Linked DNA regions of Homo sapiens: region 2 is linked to region 1. The links are chromatin contacts, found by Hi-C or POLR2A ChIA-PET in ENCODE. All regions are on one chromosome and are shown on one strand. Each heading gives the region's core, a stretch centred on a gene start or an enhancer-like site at or near the end of the contact. The rest is flanking DNA. Distances are from core to core; before and after follow the strand shown. Region 1 has its middle 160 kb from the start of C12orf75. Region 2 has its middle 200 kb from the start of NUAK1.

What was found. Hi-C counts contacts between places; a loop is a spot of excess contacts on that map. ChIA-PET counts read pairs that join two places held with the same protein, here RNA polymerase II (POLR2A).
Region 2: a map of endothelial cell of umbilical vein shows a loop between it and region 1 (6-fold over the local background). The contact joins two enhancer-like sites. A Hi-C loop is called at or near these places in 1 of 168 maps with a recorded cell type or tissue (endothelial cell of umbilical vein). POLR2A ChIA-PET finds 5 or more read pairs at or near these places in 1 of 52 experiments (activated CD4-positive, alpha-beta T cell).

What each region holds. Positions count from the first base shown.
Region 1 is chr12:105,483,031-105,489,481 of GRCh38, forward strand. No RefSeq gene overlaps it. Among named protein-coding and RNA genes, the nearest start is that of C12orf75, 160 kb to the left of the region's middle. Within about 2 kb of position 2,806, at least 6 of the 41 ENCODE cell types and tissues checked have a DNase peak (open chromatin) inside an H3K27ac peak, as active enhancers do; they include endothelial cell of umbilical vein, where a contact is called at or near this core.
Region 2 is chr12:105,931,576-105,937,844 of GRCh38, forward strand. No RefSeq gene overlaps it. Among named protein-coding and RNA genes, the nearest start is that of NUAK1, 200 kb to the right of the region's middle. RefSeq lists an enhancer at 3,170-4,369. Within about 2 kb of position 2,801, at least 8 of the 41 ENCODE cell types and tissues checked have a DNase peak (open chromatin) inside an H3K27ac peak, as active enhancers do; they include endothelial cell of umbilical vein, where a contact is called at or near this core.

The DNA.
Region 1 (6,451 bases), core at 1,556-4,055:
CTGTTTGTGACATGCATAGTTTGGCTTTCAGAGGAGAGTGTCATTCCTCTTTAAGGGATGATCGAGAGAGCTGCCCCAGGAGAGAGGAGGGACTTCCATGTGATTGTTGCATTAGCTCAGCTCTGAATGGTTTCTTCTGTTTAATAAACCTTGTTAATTTTACTACTGCTTGTTCTTGGCTCCACCACACAGCAGTGGTTTAGGCAATATGTTCAAAAAATGTGCTAATTACAGGCTGTAATTTTCTTCCATCCTAAAATAAATACTTAGCATTTTAGTACTTGGAGAGGGAAATAGTTTAGTGGAGCTAGAAGAGTCACGAAGCTTGGGGGCTGTTGGGAGGGGCTGAAGAACATGGAAGCAGAATGTGCAAGGATAGAAAAAAATAGAAGTTTTTGGAAGGCTGTGGTGTCTGGGGTCTATTTAGTGGGAGTGGTGTTATGTATGTGGGTGTGTGCAAGTTTGGGGGATACTTGGGGGATGCTGTGCAGAGAGAGGCAGAGGGAAGGGGGTGCTTGCTACCTGCTCACCAAACTCTGTTCCTTCTCTTCCGTGGTGCAATTCTGTCATTCAAGAAGTGTGTTTTGTTTTGTTTTGTTTTGTTTTGTTTTTTGAGCTGAGCATGGTAGCTTATGCCTGTAATCCCAACACTTTGGGAGGCTGAAGTAGGAAGATTGCTTGAGCTTGGAAGTTCAAGACCAGCTTGGGAAACACCAGGCTTTCAGCAAATGCTCCTTGAGTGTGTGAAGTACTGTATTGAGCAGCATAGAATTGGACACTGTTGACCATATCATTCTTTAGTTGATGAGATCTGGGCCCTCATAAGCCCTCATGTTTGGACAGTGCCTCCTGGTTTACAAAGAGCTTCCTTGAACATGATCTCAGTTCAGCATCACAATAACCCTCTGAGATGAAAAGGGGTAGGGAAAGAACAGGAAGGAACTAACAGGAACTGTGGGAGTTCAGAATGAGGGATTATTTCTAGCTGCAGGAGGGACCCATAGAAGTCTCCTGAGAAAGTGGCATTGAGATGGGCTTTTAAAGAAAGGTGAGAGAGCAGAGAACAGTATTCCAGGTGGAGGCCACATCGTAGGCAAAGTCACAGAGATGTGAAAGCGTGGGTGTGTCTATGGGACTAGGGGAGGTGATCAATGGGGCTGGAGTATAGGCTGCCTGCAGGACAGTGTGGGAGGCCAGACTGAAAACAACCACAGGGCTCAGAGAGCAGCATCATTTCATTAGGATCATCATCTTCATTCCCCTCTTTAAAAACACACTTCCAGACCACTTGCTCTATGCCAGGCACTTGGCTAGGTATGGGAGACACAAAAGATATCATGTACAGTTCCTGCCTTGAGGGCATTTACAACCCATCAAGGAGAACTGCCACACACACACCAACCTTAAACGAAATGCGTAGAAGTTACTTGGAAAGTTTGCACTTCCATTTAACGTGTGCATGTTCAGAAGAATGGAGGCCTGCAAGAGTTCCCTTTTCACATGTACTTGGAGCTTTCCCTTGAAGGGCCCTCTAATTAAGTCTTTGGGGAGGCAGTGCAGCACAGTGGTTGCAACCACAGTCTCTGGAGTCCGAAGGCCTGGGTTGAAATTTGGGCTGCAGCACTGACGACCTACAACTCCCTGGTGGAGTCTTTAGTTCTCTATCCTTGGTGATATGGTTTGGCTGTGTCCCCACCCAAATCTCATCTTGAATTATAATTCCCATAATTCCCTTGTGTTGTGGAGCGACCCAGTGGGAGATAATTGAATCATGGGGACGATTTCTCCCATACTGTTCTCATGGTAGTGAATAAGTCTCATGAAATCTGATGGTTTTATAAGCAGAAACCCCTTTCACTTGGCTCTCTCTCTTTGCCTGCTGCCATCCACATAAGACGTGACTTGCTCCTCCTTGCCTTCTGTCATGATTGTGAGGCCTCCCCAGCCATGTGGACCTGTAAGTCCATTAAACCTGTTTTTCTTCCCAGTCTGGGGTACGTCTTTATCAGCAGTGTGAAAACAGACTAATACACTTGGTTACCTTGTCTATAAAATAACGATCCAAAGGCAACCTGGTTGATTGGGTTGTCATATCAGCTAAGACAATGCAGAAAAATAGTACCATGCATGATACCCAATTAACCCAATAGCAAATAAGTAAGCACGATGCTGCTGGCTGTGGCTTGCATACTGTAGCTGAGCCGAAGTAGAGTCTCTGAGCAAGGAGGGCACCATGGAACATGTTCTTCTGGGAGTCCCGCTCAGAAAGCAAAGCTGGGTGAGTGTGCAAGGTCGTTGTGGTGCTGCCAAGTCATTGTGGAGCCTCGCTAGCATATCTTGGCTTAAAGGAGTAGGGATTTCTTAATAAATCAGGTGTTTCTTGTAGACACTCCCCACCCCCAGCAGTGCTGGAATGTGCAGAGGATGTTTTGAATGTGTCACCACTGATAGTTACATGCCGTCCTGTTGCAGTGCGTTTCCAGGAGCTAAACCAAGGCCAGGGTCAGGGAGCCCAGCTTTGTGGCAGCGGATGATACATTCCTCTGAAATACACCAACTCCTTGAGAGCTTCCTTCAATTATACTGCCCCGCGTGAGTTTGCACACCCTCACACACAATTGGCTTTCCTCTCTTAGGAGTTTGGGATATTTCAAGGCTTGCTAATCAGCTGTGTTTATTAGATAGCCTTTGTTTTCCCCTTCTAAGACAGGAAGCTCATTAGAAACAAGCACAAACTATCAACTTTCAACCCAGAGTTGAAAATGTTCCCTGAGAATTGGGGATATTTTTCAAGGGAGTCATATTCAGAGGCACAGCCCAACTCACGGTAGCTAAGCTGACAAGTAGGCTCTAGGTAATCCACATTCCAAGGATTTTGAGGTTCCCATGAGATGAATGCTTTCCCTCCATGATTATACCTTGCAGCTAGAAATATAAGGAAAAGCTGGGGCAAACTATAATACAGCAGGTAGTGACAATGGCCCTGGAGCCAGATGAAATGGGCTCATGTTCTGGCTTAGCCATTTACTAATTATGTGACCTTGGGCAAGTCACTGACCTTCAAATTCCTCATCCTTAAATAGGGGTAGGCCGGGAGGGTGACTCACGTCTGTAATCTCAGCACTTTGGGATCCTGAGGTGGGTGGATTGCTTGAGCACAGAAGTTAGAGACCAGCCTGGGCAACATAATGAGACCCCGTCTCTATAAAAAATTTTTTTAAAATCAGCTGGGTGTGTGATGGTGTGCACCTGTGGTCCCAGCTACTTAGGGGTCTGAGTCAGGAGGATTGCTTGAGCCTGGGAGTTTGAGACTGCTATGAACTATGATTGAGCCACTATACTTCAGCCTGGGTGACAGAGTGAGACCCTGTCTGAAAAAAAAACAAGGGTGGTACTACCCACTTCATAGGATTATTGTGAGCTTTACGTGAAGGCCTTACGTGATTGTTAGTTATTATTATTTATAGTAGCTTTCATTTATTCATTCATTCCTTTACTCAACTGATACTGATTTGGTACTTTCTATGTGCCAGGTGTTGTGTTTGGTGTAGGAACTATGTAATAAAATGAGTTCTTGTCCCTGCTCTTGAAGAGGTCACCACTCAATGAGAGAGACAACATGTACACAGGTTTTATGAAGCAGTGTGAACAATGCATGCAACAGGCTTTGGGAGCACAGTGGAGGGACACCTAGCTCTAGTTGATGGTGGTTGTGGTAGTGATAGCCCAAGTGTACCACGATGGAAGTAATAATGATGGTGATGATGAGGATGTTGGTCATGCTGGTAATGGTTTGCTTGTAAGGATGGTAGTAATGATGGGGACTATGAGATGGTGGTGATGGTTGTGGTAGTAATGATTCCAGCATGATGTCATAATGATGACAGAGACATTTAGATTGGTGATAGTGGTGGCCATGATGGTGGTGACAGTGGTGATGGTTTACCATGAGGATGGTAGTGAAGATGGCATTGCTGCTGATAGTGGTGATGGTGGCCATACAATGGTAATCAAGATGTCAGTAACAGGATTGTAGTCAAGATGGTAGTAAACAATACAGTGGTGATGGTGATGGTGAGGGTGGCAATGGTGGTATTAATGTTTTGAGAAAGGATGGTACTAGAGATGGTACAGATGATGGTGACAGTGTGATGGTGGCAGTGGTAGCAATGACTGTGATAGGATAGCAGTAATGGTGTAATGGCAGTGATCATGGTGAGAGCAGGTAGAAGTGGCAGTGATTTGCCCTGAGGATGCTAGTAAAGATGGTAGTGATGACCATGTGGAGGTGGTGGTGGTGGCATGATGTGAGAAGACAGCTGTTCTCTTCCTACCCTTCCCAAGATTATGATTAAGAAAATCCCAAACATGATATTATTTCATCTGTAAATGTAAACTATATCTTTAAATTTAAATTTTCTAACTTTGTTGCTAGTGTGTAGACATGAAAATGGTTTTTGAAAATTGACATAAGATCTAGTAACCTTGTAAATCTCTCATCATTTATACTGATTTGTCTGCAGATTCAATGGGGTCTTCTACATAGACAATCATATCATCAGCTAACAGAGTTTTGTTTCTTTCTTTTTAATACTTATGCCTTTTATTTATTTTTCCTGGAGGATTATACGATGTCTTCCAGTTTAGTGTGAAAAAGAGGTAGTGAGAATGGTATCTGTCTTTTTCCTGATTCTAATTGTAATAATTCTAACATTTTACAAATATCAAATATTAAAATAATGCTTATTACAGGTTTAATAGGTATCCTATATGAGGTTATGAAACTTTGTTCTGTTGTTATCCTGGTTTGCTAAGAGATTTTTTTGATTGTTGTTTAATTATGAATATTTGTTGAATTTTATCAAAGGCTTTTTCTGTTTGTACTGAAAAGATTATATGGTGCTTTGGGCACTTCCCATGTATGACTTCAGAGTTGCGCAGCCTTAATTTTTTTCTTATTTCAGCCACTGATGCAGTGACCAATTTTGTGTGAGCACTTATCAGTTTCACACAGGTGCACCCTGACAGCAATTAACCTTTGGGTCTCACTGCATGCCTCTTCCTGTCTCTGTTGATGCGCAGTGGGAAACAGTATGAGAACCATTTGGCACTCACCAAAATTTATTCATTGAGAAAAAGGATTTGTCATTTATCTGTATAGACAGTGCTGAAATGCATTTTACGTGGCCATTCATGCAGTCCCATGGGCTTGCGTCACTCATGCAGCAGCGGCTTGATAATTTGTCTTGGTGTTAGTTTTCTTTCCTCTCTGACTCTCCTTTCTTCTTACCGCTCACTCTTGCTCTCTGGCTTTCATGCCTCAGAAAAGTACTCACACTTTATCCTTTGTTTCTGGGGAATTCAGAATATAATTTTTTTTCTCTTTTAGTCTATTTATGTGTTGAATTACATTTATAAAGTTTCTGATGTTAAATTACCCATGCATTTCCTTGGATAGTTCAGCCTGGTCACAAAGTTATAGTTAAAAAAATTTTTTTATTATACTATTTGGTTTGGAAATTTCACATCTGTGTTCATGAGTAAGACTGATGTATAATTTTTCTTTTTTAAACCTTCTTTGTCTGTTTTTGGTGTCAGTATTATATTAGCCTCACAAAATAAGTTGTAGAATGTTCTTTCTTTTCAATTACCTGGAAAAGATATTTGAATTTGAATATTTGAATGGTTTGTTCCTTGAAAGTTTGTGAAATGTATTCTATGAAATAGTTTGGGCTGGCTATTTTTCAGAAGGATTTATATTGCTGATTAAATTCCCTCAACAGTTATAAGATTATACAGGGTTTTGATTTCTCCTTGAGTCAGTTTTGGTTATTTAGCTTTCCTAGGAATTTATATATTTTAATCTATACGTCAAATTTATTAACATTAAATTTAAATGTATTAATATTAAATATTCACTTATTTTCAGTCTGTATGATAGTTATATTCCTCTTTTATTCCTAATATTTCTTACTTATATGTTTGTTTGTTTGCTTTTGATCAGGCTCACTACTGGTTTATCAGTGTCTTTAGTCTTCTCAGAGAACAAACTTCCAGCTTTGTTGACCTTTTTCCCTATGTTTTTGTTTTATATTATGTTGGTATTATTATTCTATTCTTTTAATAACTTTTTTAGTTGGTTGCTCAGCTCATTAATTTTAAGCCTTTCTTCTTTCCTAATATAAACATTTCAGGGTATAAACCTGTTTTGAAGTATTATTTTCATTGCACCCTGTGAGTATTAATATATAGTATTATTGTTACAATTGAGTTCTATGTACTTTTGAATTTCCGTTTTGGCTTCTCTTTTCCCCATGAGTGATTTATAAGTTTATTTTTATAATTCCAAGTGTGTTTAAATTTTTTATTGATGTCTAACTTAATTGCATTGTAATTAAAAAATATCTACTATAGGATACTCATTTTTAAAAATTCATTGAGACTTTAAGTA
Region 2 (6,269 bases), core at 1,551-4,050, 450 kb after region 1:
TCACAGCTCAGGAACTGAGAGGCTCCAGGAGGCTGAGCTAACTTGCCCAGGAACTCATAGCTGGGATGTGGTGGGGCTAGGGTTTGAATCCCAATCTAGGTAACTTTGAAGCCTGTGCTCCCTCTCTTAGGCCAAGCTGCTGCCATAATTAACTGCTCACTGGGCACTTGAGCCAATGCTAGTAGATAGTTAGAGAAATTTGGGCTGGAACTCCAGCCCCACAACCCCCAAGCTATATGAGCACGGACAATTCTTTCCTGCCTCTCAGTTTCCTCATTTGTAAGAAAGATAAAAATGGCACCTTCTTCTTCCTAGGCTTGCTATATTAAATGTGACATGTTTACATCAAATGTTTAGCAGAGTACTAGTAAAGGCTCAAGAAATATTGCCTGTCAGCACTATTTTTATCATCATCTTGAAAAACCCCTGCAAGAATCTATGAAAAGAAAGAGGGCTGGCCCTAAACAAAAGGATCCGGAGGAGGCGCTGGGGTGAGCTGGGGCCTTGCAGCTGTCGAAGCCTGTGTGTTTTTTAACTTTGGGGACTTTGCGCTAACTTCTCCACTGGCATCCCCTTCAGAGCACAGATCATCATAGGTCTCAGAAATGCCTGTTAGATTTCTCTTCCTTACTTGAAGTTCCAACAATTCGCTGAATTCATTGTCATTCCATGCTGAGGGAGTGTCCCTTGGAGCCTGGAGGCTCACCCCGTAATCCCACGCAGGTGTCAGACAATGTCTGATGGGCAGAGAACATTGTGCTCCTGTCTGGCTCCCTGCCGGTCCCACCTTAGCACCGGGAGCAGCCTGGGAGTTGGACGTGTCTGAGGCGAGATGTGGGGCCTGATTTGAGTCTGAGATGCTAATCTGCCCAACTGAAGGTTTCACATCTGTCTTGGCATACACAGACACACGAAATCTAAAGAGTCAGTTACAGCTCTGAGTAGGCGGGGTGGGGTCCCCGGGCATTGAATACAGGTAGGGCTAGATGCCTACTCTGACAAAGCAGGCATGGCAAATCCCACAGGGCTCTGGACCACTCAAGAGATTGAGTGTGGGAAAGAATGGGGCAGGAAATTGTTATATAATGCTGGGTCTTTGGAATCAGGCTCTGTTTGAATGCCAGATCTTATGCTTATTATACTTCAGTGGCTTGAAGTATATTACTCAACCTCTCTTAGAAGTGATTTTCTCATGCCAAAGTGGGAAAAATAATAGTACCTACAGTTGTTATGAGTATTAAAGGAGATTTTTAAAAATTTTTTTACTTTATGTTCTGAGATACATGTGGAGAACATGCAGGTTTGTTACAAAGGTAAACATGTGTCATGGTGGTTTGCTGCACATATCAACCCATCATCTAGGTTTAAGCCCCGCATGCCTTAGGTATTTGTCCTGATGCTCTCCCTCCCCTTGCCCCCCACCCCCTGAAAGGCCCCGGTGTGTGAAGAGATAATTTAATAAAGTTTTCAGCATAGTGTTGGGAAAATTGTTAGTGCTCAATACATACGATAATCATATTAGCATCTAATATATGTACGCTGAAAGCTACAAAAGCTCTGAACAATCAGTGAGAAACTGTTGTGTGCTCTGGGAGGGATACTGGACTGTATTTTATATTTTTATTGCTGCTTACATATTCCCTAATGGTGTTAGGACTGAGCAGAAATGGTGTTGTAATTCTTAAACATATCTAATTCTTTTTTTCTTTTATTTTTTTGAAATGGATTTTCTCTCATTGGCCAGGCTGGAGTGCAATGACTCAATCTCGGCTCACTGCAACCTCTGCCTTCTAGGTTCAAGCAATTCTCCCACCTTAGCCTCCAGAGTAGCTGGGATTACAGGTGCCCACCACCATGCCCAGATAATTTTTGTATTTTTAGTAGAGATGAGGTTTCACCATGTTGGCTAGGCTGGTATCGAACGCCTGACCTCAGGTGCTCCACCCACACAAAGTGCTGGGATTACAGGTGTGAGCCACCACATCTGGCCCTCTAATTCTTAAAGTACAAGTTTTGTCAGTGCCTGCTGTCTACTCAACACTGTTTGTTGTTCTGAATAAATAAAATTATGTGACATAATCCCTGCTTTCAAAGGGTGTTCAATGTAAAGGTAGAAACAACACAAGCAAAGATAAAAATTATATAAAAATGTAAAGAGCCTAAGATAAGTTCTATCACCAAACACTAATCTGGGCGGCATTGACCATAGTCCCTGAGATAATTCCAAAAATACAGAGTTCCAGGAGGAGTGGAAGGAATGCCTCTGCTCTGGCTAGCTCCCAGGTGTCCAGCAGGTAGCCTTTTGTACAGTGATTCAGAGGCCCAAGCTTTTCCCATCTGTTACTCCACAATTCACCTAGGGCCGCAGAGACTTCTGGATCTCTCCTGGAGGACCACACAGGGGCCTTTCATGGGCCGGCCCGGAAGTGGAACCCTTCTTTCCACTAGCACTCAATATCCAGTCACACAGCCAGTCCTAACTGCAGGGGAGGCTGAGGAATGCAGTCTAGCCAGGTATCCAGGAAGACCATGGACATCCATGAGCTCTCACAGTCTGTGCCATCCAAGGGAAGACTCAAACCACTCGTCCAAGAACAAAAGGGATTGAGACAGTTAGCTCTAAAGGCTGACCCCATATGGAGAGCTATAGGGTCCAACATCGACAGAGATACAACAGCCTTGGTCATAATTTTAGAAGTAGGTACCTGAATGGCCAGTTGTACAGATGGAAAATAGCAGTCTGAAGCAGAGAACTCCAGGCTGTGACTAAGTCATTAAGAGCACCGTAACCGGAGGCTCTTCCTTCCGCCCCACTCCAACCCCCCTGAAAAAAACAAACTGATCCTATGCAGCAAGATCTTTGCCAGTGAGTCACGGAGCGGAGGCACCAGGCTGGAGCTTGAAGGATGCTGCCAAGATGCTTTGACCGTAAAAATGTTTACAACATGGCTGGATTCAGCCCAGACAGGAAAGGGATAAAAAGAGAAAACAAAAGAAGTGTCACCCTGTGGCTGCAGCTGCACACAGACAGATCGCCCCTGGGAAATTGCTGGTCCTGAGCAAACAGCCTTGAGAAGCAGGCAAGGGAGGGAGGTTAAGAGGACTGGACCACAGACACCTTGAACTCAGAAGATCCAAAACCACCCAGTATTCCATTTCCTGGTAAACTGCACCCCCATCTAGTAAGCTACCTGACTTAGAAAGGTGGGTGTCATCACTGATTCTCCACTCAGTCACCAAGCCCCGTGGATCTGAATTAACTCTCACATCCCTTCCAATCTACCCACCCCTATATCCCTGCCTTAGCTCAGGGTCCCCCACTTCCTCACATGGGCTAACAGATCTACAACTTGACTCCAGTTTTCCCTCCTTCCATAATTCATTTAGTCCTCTAACAGATATTTACTGAGCATTCGGACACTAGGATGGTCACAGATACTAGGATATCTGCCTTCCCAATGTCCTTTATCACCTTCTTCCTTACCAACTGAATCCCAGTTTGGTCAGGAAAGTAACATGCACCATCAAAAAAATATCACCTTCACAGACTTCTTTGCAAGTAGAGGCTATCTAAGCAGATATCTCTAGAAATGGCATCTTTCCTTGAATGTAAAAAAAAAGAGGGGGTGGAGAGGCTTCCAAGGAAAAAGCCTTAGCCCTTTTCTCCTTTCAGCATGCCATGTGGACGTGACGCCTGGAGATATCGCACCCACCTTATAATCAGGAGGAAGAATGCCACGTGTGGAGGATGGTGCCACAGGAATCTGGAAGAGCTCGATCCTGGACGACTTGCTCAAGCAGCTGCACATTCCTCCTGCCACCTACTTCTGGATATTGTGTTAGGTGGGTGTCTTCATTTCCTACTGCTGCTGTAACAAATGACCACAAACTTAGTGGCTTAAAACAACATATATTTATCTCTTCCAGTTCTAGAGGTCAGAAGTGCAAAATCAGTTTCTTGGGGTTAAACCTAGGTGTTGGCAGAGCTTGTTCCTTCTGTTTCCTCTGAGGGAAGAATCCTTTTCCTTGGCTCTTTTGATTTCTAGTGGCCACATTTGTGCCTCAGCTTGTGGCCTCTCCCTTTATCTTCCAAGTACATCCCTGCAATCTCTGGTTTCACCATCATGCCTCTTCTCCTCTCTGGCTCCTGCTGCGTCCTTGTTTTAAGGACCCTTGTGAGAACATCAGGACAATCAGGATACAGCAGGGACATGAGGATAATCCAAGATAATCCTCCCATTTCAAGATCCTTAATTTAATCACATCTGAAAAGTCCCTTTTGCCATGTAAGGAATCATATTCCTAGGTTACAAAAATTAGGACAAGGACATCTTTGAGGGCCATTATACAGCCTACCACAGGAGGAAAAAACAAACTGTTTACTTGTGTCAACCAATATTTTAGGATTGCCTATGGCTCCCAACTCAGAGTTGAAGGCGACCAGAGCTGATACCACTGCCCACTGTGTCCCAGGCACTGGCACTGTGCTCAGTGCTGGAGATGTTCCAACCAGGCTGAGGACCTCTAGCACAGAGTCTGCCATCTGTGTTTGCAGCTACGTATTTGCTTTTGACTGCCTTCTGTGAACTCCACAGGGCAGGAAATGGGTAACTTACTCTTTTCTGTGGTCTCACACCAACCTAGGGCCTGACAATTGCAGTGCTCAAATAATGTTGGTTAAGCAATGAACGCAAAAGCTCAGCAATGAACACAAAAACTCAGCAATGAATGCATGACTCAGCTACCAACTCCTAAAGACAGAAGCCTGAGTTAATTCTAAGCATCACTGAATAGAAGTGTGGAAGCTATTGATTAAACACTCTGTCCCAGCAATCCCCAAAAAGAATTCCATGGAACAGATGCTGGATAAAGCAAAGGTGGAAGGTTCCCTGAAACAAATATGTTTCGAAAATCCACACATGACTACCTCTTAAAGTTTCAACTCTGAGATGTTCCATAATGAAGAAATCTGCTTAACTTCAACTCACCATTTCCCAAGCTTACTTGGTACAATATCTATTTTTACCTTGAACACACATTAATCTCCTATGGAAACAGGGTTCCTTGGCACATACTTTGTGAAGCACTGCTCCACCCTTCTCAGGACTGGTCTGGGAACTAGGTCAGTTCAAGGCCTGCAGGTGGACTCAGCAGGTGATCAGGCTAAAAGTGGACTAAAGCTGCCAAACATAGGAGCGGCCATTGTCAGGAAGGGCTTTGGGGTGGAGCTGGACTTCCAAGGCTGGGTGGCACTTGTCCTGGTGTAGGGGAAGGGGGATACAGTCTGCATTTACCCCAAAGCCTGTTTGGCTTATTCCACATGGCCCAGGTACAGATTCAATGAACCCAGAGGAACAGTGTCAAGCAAGGGCACCCAAAGGCATTTTTCTTGAATGCCCTGATCCCAAGCCAGCTGACCATTTCCCGGCTACCTCCAGCCAAATGGCAGCTAGAGCATGAGGACCTGATCCCCTCCTCCACAACAGCCTTCCTGGATGGGGACTTCCTTTGCTCTGCTGTAAGAATCCATGTGACTCTGTGGCCCCTCTGCATTCAGATCCATCTGTGTTAAGAGAATGACTGCTCTCTGCTTTCTCTTAGCAGCCAGCATTGACCAGGCTCCAGGGAAGTCCCCCACCCCTCCCACCTCATGCACAAACATTTTCTGGTCTGCCTCGGGGCTGTGTATTCATTATGGCACATTTGTCTATGAAATAACAAAGCTGAACATGATGTTGAAGATCCTCTTCTGTGGTTTTCATATTGATATCTGCAGAGCCCTGGGGGCTCATCAGGGACACCCTGGGGTCCACTAATACAGAGATGGGGCAGCTGCTGGAGGCTCCACTTTCACCATTTTTGTATTGAACTCCATGAATGTTCATATCAGTGAAAGAATTCATTTGTATCCCATATACATAACTTTTTAAAAATTTTCAATCCACATTCCCTTGGTCAAGGTCTTTATATTGCAGATAGGAAAACTGAGTACCAGAGAAGGAAAGTAAGCACCCAAGGCTGCAGAGCAAATTAAAGGCACAGTTAGAAGAGACTCCAGGTCTCTTGACTCCCAGTTTCCATCATACTATGTGGTTCCCAGCATGGGTGGCACCAGACCAGAATAGAGCATTTGATGCAAAATCTTTAAGAGACATACTTTTTTCCCCAATTCCCCAAATTTACTACATTGATAAGGAGGAATTTTAACTTTTGTAGGATATAAAAAGTGGCATAAAATAGACTTTCACAAATAAATTTGGATTACAATA